2 separate regions of the Homo sapiens genome follow, and region 1 is linked to region 2. Evidence: chromatin contacts called from ENCODE Hi-C or POLR2A ChIA-PET data. All regions are on one chromosome and are shown on one strand. The core of a region is the stretch at or near the end of the contact, and the rest is flanking DNA. Distances in the headings are between cores, read along the strand shown.

The links. A loop is a pair of places that touch in the nucleus more often than their neighbours do. ChIA-PET counts read pairs that join two places held with the same protein, here RNA polymerase II (POLR2A). Pooled maps may share reads with other maps.
Region 1: a loop to region 2 is called in a pooled map, with 2.5 times the contacts of the local background. The contact joins two enhancer-like sites. A Hi-C loop is called at or near these places in 5 of 50 pooled maps. POLR2A ChIA-PET finds 5 or more read pairs at or near these places in 2 of 52 experiments (H1 and HCT116).

The regions. Positions count from the first base shown.
Region 1 is chr1:94,036,546-94,040,415 of GRCh38, forward strand. ABCA4 (ATP binding cassette subfamily A member 4) reads right to left here. Exons shown (of 50, transcript NM_000350.3): 24 at 3,498-3,582; 25 at 600-805; 26 at 195-243. Among named protein-coding and RNA genes, the nearest start is that of ABCA4, 83 kb to the right of the region's middle. RefSeq lists an enhancer at 87-1,286. Within about 2 kb of position 1,251, at least 4 of the 41 ENCODE cell types and tissues checked have a DNase peak (open chromatin) inside an H3K27ac peak, as active enhancers do.
Region 2 is chr1:94,283,837-94,288,698 of GRCh38, forward strand. The region is part of intron 2 of ARHGAP29-AS1 (ARHGAP29 antisense RNA 1); the gene reads left to right. It also overlaps a transcript of ARHGAP29 not described here. Among named protein-coding and RNA genes, the nearest start is that of ARHGAP29-AS1, 38 kb to the left of the region's middle. RefSeq lists an enhancer at 749-808. Within about 2 kb of position 1,660, at least 4 of the 41 ENCODE cell types and tissues checked have a DNase peak (open chromatin) inside an H3K27ac peak, as active enhancers do.

The DNA of each region.
Region 1 (3,870 bases), core at 1-2,500, 250 kb before region 2:
TTTGTATTTTTAGTACAGATGGGGTTTCACCATGTTGGCCAGGCTGGTCTCGAACTCAGGTGGTCCATCTGCCTTGGCCTCCCAAATTGCTGGGATTACAGGCATGAGCCACTGTGCCCAGCCCCTTAGACTTTCGAGATGGAACTTGGGAGGGAGGCAAGGAAGGGAACAAGCCACTGGCTCCAGCACCATACCCGCAAACAGAGGTCCTGAATCAGAATCCTCCGTGACCTTCAGAAAAATCTGTCAAGAAGAAAAAAAGAGAGAATTTTGTTTAGTCATTCTTATTCTCAGAAAAATCTAACCCAAGCTCTGTTTTGTTGGGTATTGCTTCATAATGGGAAGAAAATCCATTACGACTCTATCTGAGAACATCATCTTCTATAAATACAAAAACGTAAGCACACAGTAACCACAAGTACATAAAATTTGTATGCATGCAGAGATGGGGGAACTATGCCAAAAATAAAGATAGTTGCTATGCTTGGGTGGGGAACGATGGCTTTTTGCTTTTACAAAACTTTGCTCTAATGTTAGACTTTTTCAAAGAACCGCCACTTCTGGCACTTGACAGAAACCAGCTGGAATCTCTACTTTACCTCTTCCAGGGGAGTGTCAGAAATTCCAAAACTGCTGAGACCAAGGTCAGCCAGCGTCTCCTCCAGCTCTCTGAAAAGGCTGGCATATGCTCTGTGCTTGAAGTTCTTATTTGGAAGAAGGAAGATAAGTTCTTGACCAATGCACTCCACCAGCTTTGCCTCTGGAACATGGTGGAGAACTACATCCATCAGCTCATTTACATCCCCTAGGACAAGAAAAAAGACTGATGCCAGCTCTGTTTTCCAGAAACTGGAAGACTGTGAGGTTACCCAGATTTCCTACTTCTCTCCACTTCCCCTTTGAAGAAGAGGTATTTTGTATCTCGGCAGTGACTCTTTCAGAGGACTGATGCTCCATCAAGTCTGCTTTTAGCTTAGTTGGCCCTGAGATCATCATTGAGAGGCAGAGGGAAACGGAAGCAAAGTCCTCCCGACTAGCTAGCTGTGCAACCTGGGGGCGGAGGTTGGTGGGGGGGTCATGCAACTTTCCTGTGCCAGTTCCTCCTCTGTTCAACGAAATGCTCTGTCCCCTCAAACTATGTTATGTTGGGTGGGTCACATTAGACTTTCCTCATCTGTGAAAAGGGGAAAATACTGGTATCCACTTCATTGTTGTTTTTGAGGACTGGATGAGTCAAACTACACAAAGCAGTTAGAGAAATACCTGGCACATAGGTGAGTGCTGGCTGCTATTATTATCCTTTACATCATCTCGGTAAGAAATCTCTTACTCATGGTTGTTTTTCATTCTCATTCACTGAAAACTTGAGGGCTAAGTCAAAGTTGTTTTCATTTTTCTGGTCTGTCACCAGCTATGGGGGACTTGCCCAAGACACAAACCTGGAACCGGTGACCAAGCTGAGTGAGAAGTACCTTCCCTAAATCACACACACATGCCTACTCTAACTTCTCAGAAGATTGCACAGTTTCTCTTGGGATTGCACCTGCCTCCACAAACAAAACTGAATCCTCAGGTCACAGGAAATGCAGAGGGGGGGTTGAGAAGCCATGGAGAGAGGCTGGGGGAGAGGGTAGGATATGCGGTGCGTATCATAGACTGTGAACAAGTGTCAGGTATCAACTGTTTATCTGACACATGTATACAGTCAGAATTGAATTTTATGTACAAATGTGTATTACTTTAAAATTAAAAATCTAACTGTGAAAACCTCACTTGCATGCACTTGAAGAGAGAGTTCTCTCGCACATTGTCTTGAGAGGCAGGTCAAAGGGAGAGGGATTCCAGGACTCAAAACATGACTCTTCAGAAAGCAGCTCTCAGAGTTGTGGACACCCAGTAGGTTCTTTTCTTTTTTTGTTGTTTAAAAAATGATCCATATGAAGGGATTTCATGGTTTTCAACCAAAATCCTTCTGCCTAGCCGGATTGGAAGTCTTGCTTTATGTCAAATCTGCAAGTTGGACTTGATTGTCTTTAGCTCTGAGATGACTTCATACGGAGGCTGGAGAGTCCTTTACGTTAAGGAAGCAGCTCTGCCCTAATAGCTCTCCAGGGGTCATATTCATTGTTCTTTTAGGAAGGAAATTGAACCCAAAGCTGCTGGATTCCCAGGAATTGTGTCTTAGGCATGTGTCAGCCTTTCCAGAAGTAGCTCTGTAGGTCAGCAGGGCTTTGGGCATCTGGGAGGGAGGTCTGTGAGTGTGTGTGTGGTATGTGGGTGTGTTTAAGTGAAAAGACTTTCAAGGAGCTAACTGGGGATTCAAATGATTTTCCCTTTCTTATTTGGGGCATAACTATTTAGTGCATTTCCCACCATTCACAGCATCCCGATTCTATACAAAGAAAACCTTTATTTAGAAATAAAGTAATTTAAAAAAAAGAATCATTCAGCCATGCAGGCCCTGTTTCCAATCTGATTTTGGCAAATCACAGTAACTTAACATATTAGTATCAATTTAAAACAAATATAAACTTCTTGACCAAGGTTCAGAGAGCAGGGAGATAGGTACCCACAGCAAGGCAGGCTAGGAGAAAGACCCAGAGATGTCATCCTAAAAAGATGTTTTCTGTTCATCACAGGGTCTCTCAGTGTAAAGAGAGGGCAGGTGCATGAACAGTGATGATGCCTCTCTGAGCATGTTCCCTCCAGTTGTAATGATCAGACAACGCAAATATTGCCCGGTTCTCTTGCTTCACCAGATTTCAGTTAGTAAATTCTTAACATTTGAAAAAGTTTGTGCTAAATAGAAAAATATGCCTTTTCTTTGATAAGCAGATACTTTCCCCATTCATTAACCTGCATCAGTACGTAAGTTTAGTTTTGCTCCTGTGTGGGAATACGCTTCTCACACATTCTCTCACATAGAGAGGGGATAGCCTCTCCACTGCAGCTCCTTGGAGATGGGGGCACCCCTGAGAGCTTCAGTGCATCCTAATTAAAGGGAGAATCACTGGGAAATTGGGAAGCTGAGGGGAGAATCAGGAGTATAACAGGGGTGTATGCTATTTCCAGACTTGCCATCCACATGTGCAATCTCTGACTCCACGAATTCACTGGAAGAGCCGTGCATCACCATGCTTCCACTAGAGGGCGCCACGGCACACATGTAGAAGAAGCTCTCCCCAGACACTAAGGAATGTGGCCTGGAGCCAGGGCAGGGGGACCCCAGGAATGATGGCTTACTAAGGGTAAGAGCACAGAGTGTATTCCTCATTAAAGGGAGAGGGCCTTTAGGTGCATGACTTTTAAAATCCCTTTGGGAATGAAGGAAGAAGGAAGAGGAGAAAGAAGCTCAAAGCAAAAGAACAACTGTGTGACCTGCAGAAGTACCCAGTGTTCTCTTTGCTCCCATTAAAATGCATCACAACAGGACACACCCAGCAATACTGGGAGATGGCTGCCAGACGGAACCCAAGTATGGCCCGTCCAGTCCTTACCATCCAGGACTTGTTCTGGAGTTAGGTCATCGACGTGGGCTGGACACGTGGTGGAGAAACCCTTAGACGAGCAGCTGCAGGTCCCCTGCAACAGATGGATGGGATGACTGACAAGATGCACATCCCTTCCATGACAGCCTCTCCCTGATGCCAGCTGCTGTCACCGCCCGCTTTATTTATTTCTCACTGCCAAGTGTAGTCAACACATTTTTTTCTTCACTGTTTAATCTGTTAATTCATCTGAGCATTTTGAGGGTGTAGTCGCTTGATTTTATCCTAGAGAGTGTGTGAGTCACACACAGAGAGGAGCAGAACCTCCAAGGGTCCCTTTGGCTTGTCATCAATTATGTGGCAGCTGTAGGTTCTGCCTGTG
Region 2 (4,862 bases), core at 410-2,909:
GATAGCATAAAGTCCCAATCCCATTTCCAAACATCTTTATCGGTACCCAGAGATTTTCTGGATGGGGAATAGAGCTAGTTTCTAGTGATGCAATTAAGTGTGAAAAATGGTCTTGTACTCAGTTGCTTACTTGTTTGAAAAACAGATCTTGAACATGAAAAAAATGAACAATAAATCACAGAATTTTCACCCAATCTATTTCTTCTTAGGTTATGTTGATTCTGGCAAAAAGTTGAAAGGCAGAAATGGGAAAAAAAAAAAAAAACCATCAAGCCAGGGCTGGAAACACAATTCAGACAGTTTAAGTGGGTTTTCAGAGAAAAAATTCAAAGGAAGGGAGAACTAATTTACTTTACTGTTAAGTGTTTAGAGAGCTTTACTTATAGTAATTTCTTATGCTGAGTATCAGAGTTTTTAAACTTTTAAATAGAATTTAAATTGAAATAGCTACAATTTCCTGACAGATTACAATGTGCCAAACACTTTACATACCTTATTTTGCATCCTTACCTCAGTCTTCATTGCAGAGATTATTGTTATAATTTTACAAATGATAAAATGGGGACTTGAACAGGTTAGATCACATAGTGTAGTAGATTATATTACTGTTCACCCTATTTGCCCCTCTTTGTGTGAATCCAGGCATGGTCATAGCACTGACTTTGGCCAATGAAATGTGAGCAGAAATGATGTGTGTTACTTCTGGACAGAAGTTTTAAGAGCCAATGCATGGTTGGCTATGCCTTCTGTCTGCTGTGAAATCAGCAATGTTCCAGATGGAGGCAACTTGGGTCCTGGAGTGAATACTGTGTGGAGTAAAGCCGCATTCAGCCCATGACAGACATAAAGCATGAAAGAGAAACAAAACTAGGATGTGGTAAGCCACTGATACTCCGAGATTGTTTGTTTCTATAACAAAATCTAGCCAATCCTGTCTAGTACACACAGTTTAAGTGACAAAACCTAAGTTTCTTTGATTTCTAAGCCTTGGGCACAGAAGAAAGATAGTGGCATAGAGTAGGCACTCCATAAACATATGTTGAAGGAAGGAATGTATGGTGGTTGCCCAGCATTGAACACAATACTTCAGATGTGATCCGATCCACATAAGAGTTATTAGGAGTACAAACACTCTTTTTACACTGAACATCTGTTAATGAAGGCTTAGAGTGCATTAGCTTTTTTGTCAACTGTACTTATTTCTTTAACAAAAAAATTATTGTCTACCTAACATGTACAAGGCACAGAGTGAGGTGTCATGGCTGATACAAAAACAAAACATAAAAATGATTGTCTTCCAGCTGTTCATAATTTCATGAGTGAGAGTCGCACATTCACAACCAGCTGTGTCACAAGGCAATGAATAGAGTTGGACAGTGTGTTTTGTTGACTGTAGATTGAGTATGGAACGAGGCAGTCATGAGTTTCAGTCATTCATTCCACAAAAACACATTGAGCATCAACAATGAGTTGAGTGCTATGTTCACTCCTGCAGATACAGGTTAAAAAAAAAAAATACAGTCCCGGTCTCAAAGGTCTCACAAGCTAGTGTGAGAGACAGATTAGTTAATAGGGAATTATAATAGAGCATGATAAGAGCTGTAATAAAGTTAAGCTCAGGAAGCTATGGATATAAGGAGGAAGAATATCAGCCTGGAAGGGTCAATGAAGGCATTCTGGAGGAAGTGAGTCATAAATTGATTCCTAAAAGATGAATGAGTGTTTGCACATGAAGAAGGAGAGGGAATGTACTGGTGTAGAGAAAAAGAAGTACATTCGCCTGTAATCCCAGCATTTTGGGAGGCCAAAGTGGGTGGATCATGAGGTCAGGAGATGGAGACCATCCTGGCCAACATGGTGAAACCCAGTCTCTACTAAAAATACAAAAATTAGCTAGGCATGGTGGCATGTGCCTGTAATCCCAGCTACTTGGGAGGCTAAGGCAGGAGAATCACTTGAACCCGGGAGGCGGAGGTTGCAGTGAGCCAAGATTGCGCCACTATACTCCAGCCTGATGACAGAGCAAGACTCTGTCTCAAAAAAAAAAAAAAAAAGAAAAAAAAAAAGAACTACATTCAAGCCCCAGTGAGCAGTTGGTGGAAAGGCAAGCACACAGAGACAAAATATTTTGAAAGAACATGACTTGTTCTAGGAGACAGCAAGTAATACACTGTCTTAGTCAGCGTGGGCTTCCCTAATAAAATATTATGTACTGAGTAGCTTAGAACAGAAATTTACTTCTTCACAGTTATGAGGGCTGGAAGTCTTACATTAGAGTGCCAGCATGGTCAGGGTCTGTTGAGGGTTCTCTTCCTGGCTTGCAGATGGCTGCCTTCTTGCTGTGTCCTCACATGGCAGAGAAAGATTTCTTCCTCTTTTTATAAGGCCACCAACACTATCAGCCCCACTCTTATTACCTCATTTAACTATAATTATGGCCTAAAAATACAGTCACATTAGGGGTTTAGGGCTTCAACATATGAATTTGGGAAAGGCAAAAATATTCAACCCATAACATATACTATGGATTGAAAATAAGAAAAAATTTAGTCTGAGCATGGTGGCTCATGCCTATAATCCCAGCATTTTGGGAGGCCAAGGCAGGAGGATCACTTGAGACCAGGAGTTCAAGACCAGCCTGGGCAACATGGTAAAACCCTATCTCTACAAAAAATACAAAAATTAGCCAGGCGTGGTGATGCACAACTGTAGTCCCAGCTACTCGAGAGGCTGAAGTGGGAGGATCACCTGAGACTGGAAGGTTGAAGCTGCAGTGAGTTGAGATTATGGCACTGCACTCCAGCCTGGGTGACAGAGTGAGACCCTGTCTCAAAAATAAATAAATTTTAAAAGTGAGGTCAGAAGAAACAGAGAGGATGAATAGATTTCAGAAAAATTAAGAAGGAAATAGAATAAACAAGGTCTTTGGTGATCAAATGACTTGGTATGTTAGAAGTCAAAGATGATCTCAGAAAGTTGGGTACCAGTGACTGGGAAAGTGGAATATGGTATGGTAAATGTGGAAAAACTCAAACTGCATTTTCCTCTGCTCTCACACAACAATCACAATCACTGGGTGTCCTCCAATTCAATTCCAACACTATCAACCTGGAGATAGCATTACGACACTATCAACCTGGAGGTAGCATTAGATCCCACAGGTTAAGGGCTCAGTCCCCAGTACATCCTGCCACACCCACCAGACAACAGTCACAAGTCCAGGGCTCTGGAACTTCTGATTGACTGGCTCAAGTTGAGGTTTCCACTACCCTCTTTGAGTTTGATTAATTTGCTGGAGTGGCTCCCAGAACTCAAGTAAACACTTTCGTTTACTGGTTTATTATAAAGGATATTACAAAGAATACTGATATGGTTTGGCTCTGTGGCCCCACCCAAATCTCATCTGGAATTGTAATCCCCACATATTGAGGGAGGGAGATGATTGGATTATGGGGGCGGTTTCCCCCATTGTGTTCTCATGATAGTGAGTAACTTCTCAGAGATCTGATGGTTTTATAAGGCAGTTTTCCCTGCTCTTGCTAGCTCTGTCTTTCCTGCTATGAAGAAGTTCTTTGCTTCCCCTTTCCCTTCCACCATGATTGTAAGTTTCCTGAGGCCTCCTCAGCCATCTGGAACTGTGAGTCAATTAAACCTCTTTTACTATTATTATTATTATTATTATTATACTTTAAGTTCTAGGATACATGTGCACAACTTGCAGGTTTGTTACATAGGTATACATGTGCAATGTTGGTTTGCTGCACCCATTAACTCGTCATTTACATTAGGTATTTCTCCTAATGCTATCCCCCCCAGCTCCCCACCCCACAACAGGCCCTGGTGTGTGATGTTCCCCACCCTGTGTCCATGTGTTCTCATTGTTCAACTCCCACTTATGCGTGAGAACATGCGATGTTTGGTTTTCTGTCCTTGTGATAGTTTGCTGAGAATGATGGTTCTCAGCTTCATCCATGTCCCTGCAAAGGACATGAACTCATCCTTTTTTTATGGCTGCATAGTATTCCATGGTGTATATTTGCCACATTTTCTTTATCCAGTCTATTATTGATGGACATTTGGGTTGGGTCCAAGTCTCTGCTATTGTGAATAGTCCCGCAATAAACATGCGTGTACATGTGCCTTTATAGTAGCAAGATTTATAATCCTTTGGGTATATACCCAGTAATGGGATTGCTGGGTCAAATAGTGTTTCTGGTTCTAGATCCTTGATCCACACGGTCTTCCACAATGGTTGAACTAATTTACACTCCCACCAACAGTGTAAAAGCATTTCTATTTCTCCACATCCTCTCTCGCATCTGTTGTTTCCTGACGTTTTAATGATCGCATTTCTAACTGGTGTGAGATAGTATCTCATTGTGGTTTTGATTTGCATTTCTCTGATGACCAGTGATGATGAGCATTTTTTCATATGTATGTTGGCTGCATAAATGTGTTTTTTTGAGAAGTGTCTGTTCGTATCCTTTGCCCACTTTTTGATGGGGTTGTTTGTTTTTTTCTTGTAAATTTGTCTAAGTTCTTTGTAGATTCTGGATATTAGCCCTTTGTCAGATGGGTAGATTGCAAAAATTTTCTCCCATTCTGTAGGTTGCCTGTCCACTCTGATGATAGTTTCTTTTGCAGTGCAGAAGCTCTTTAGTTTAATTAGATCCCATTTGTCAATTTTGGCTTTTGTTGCCATTGCTTTTGGTGTTTTAGTCATGAAGTCTTTGCCCATGCTTATGTCCTGAATGATATTGCCCAGGTTTCCTTCTAGGGTTTTTATGGTTTTAGGTACTACATTTAAGTCTTTAATCCATCTTGAGTTAATTTTTGTATAAGGTGTAAGGAAGGGATCCAGT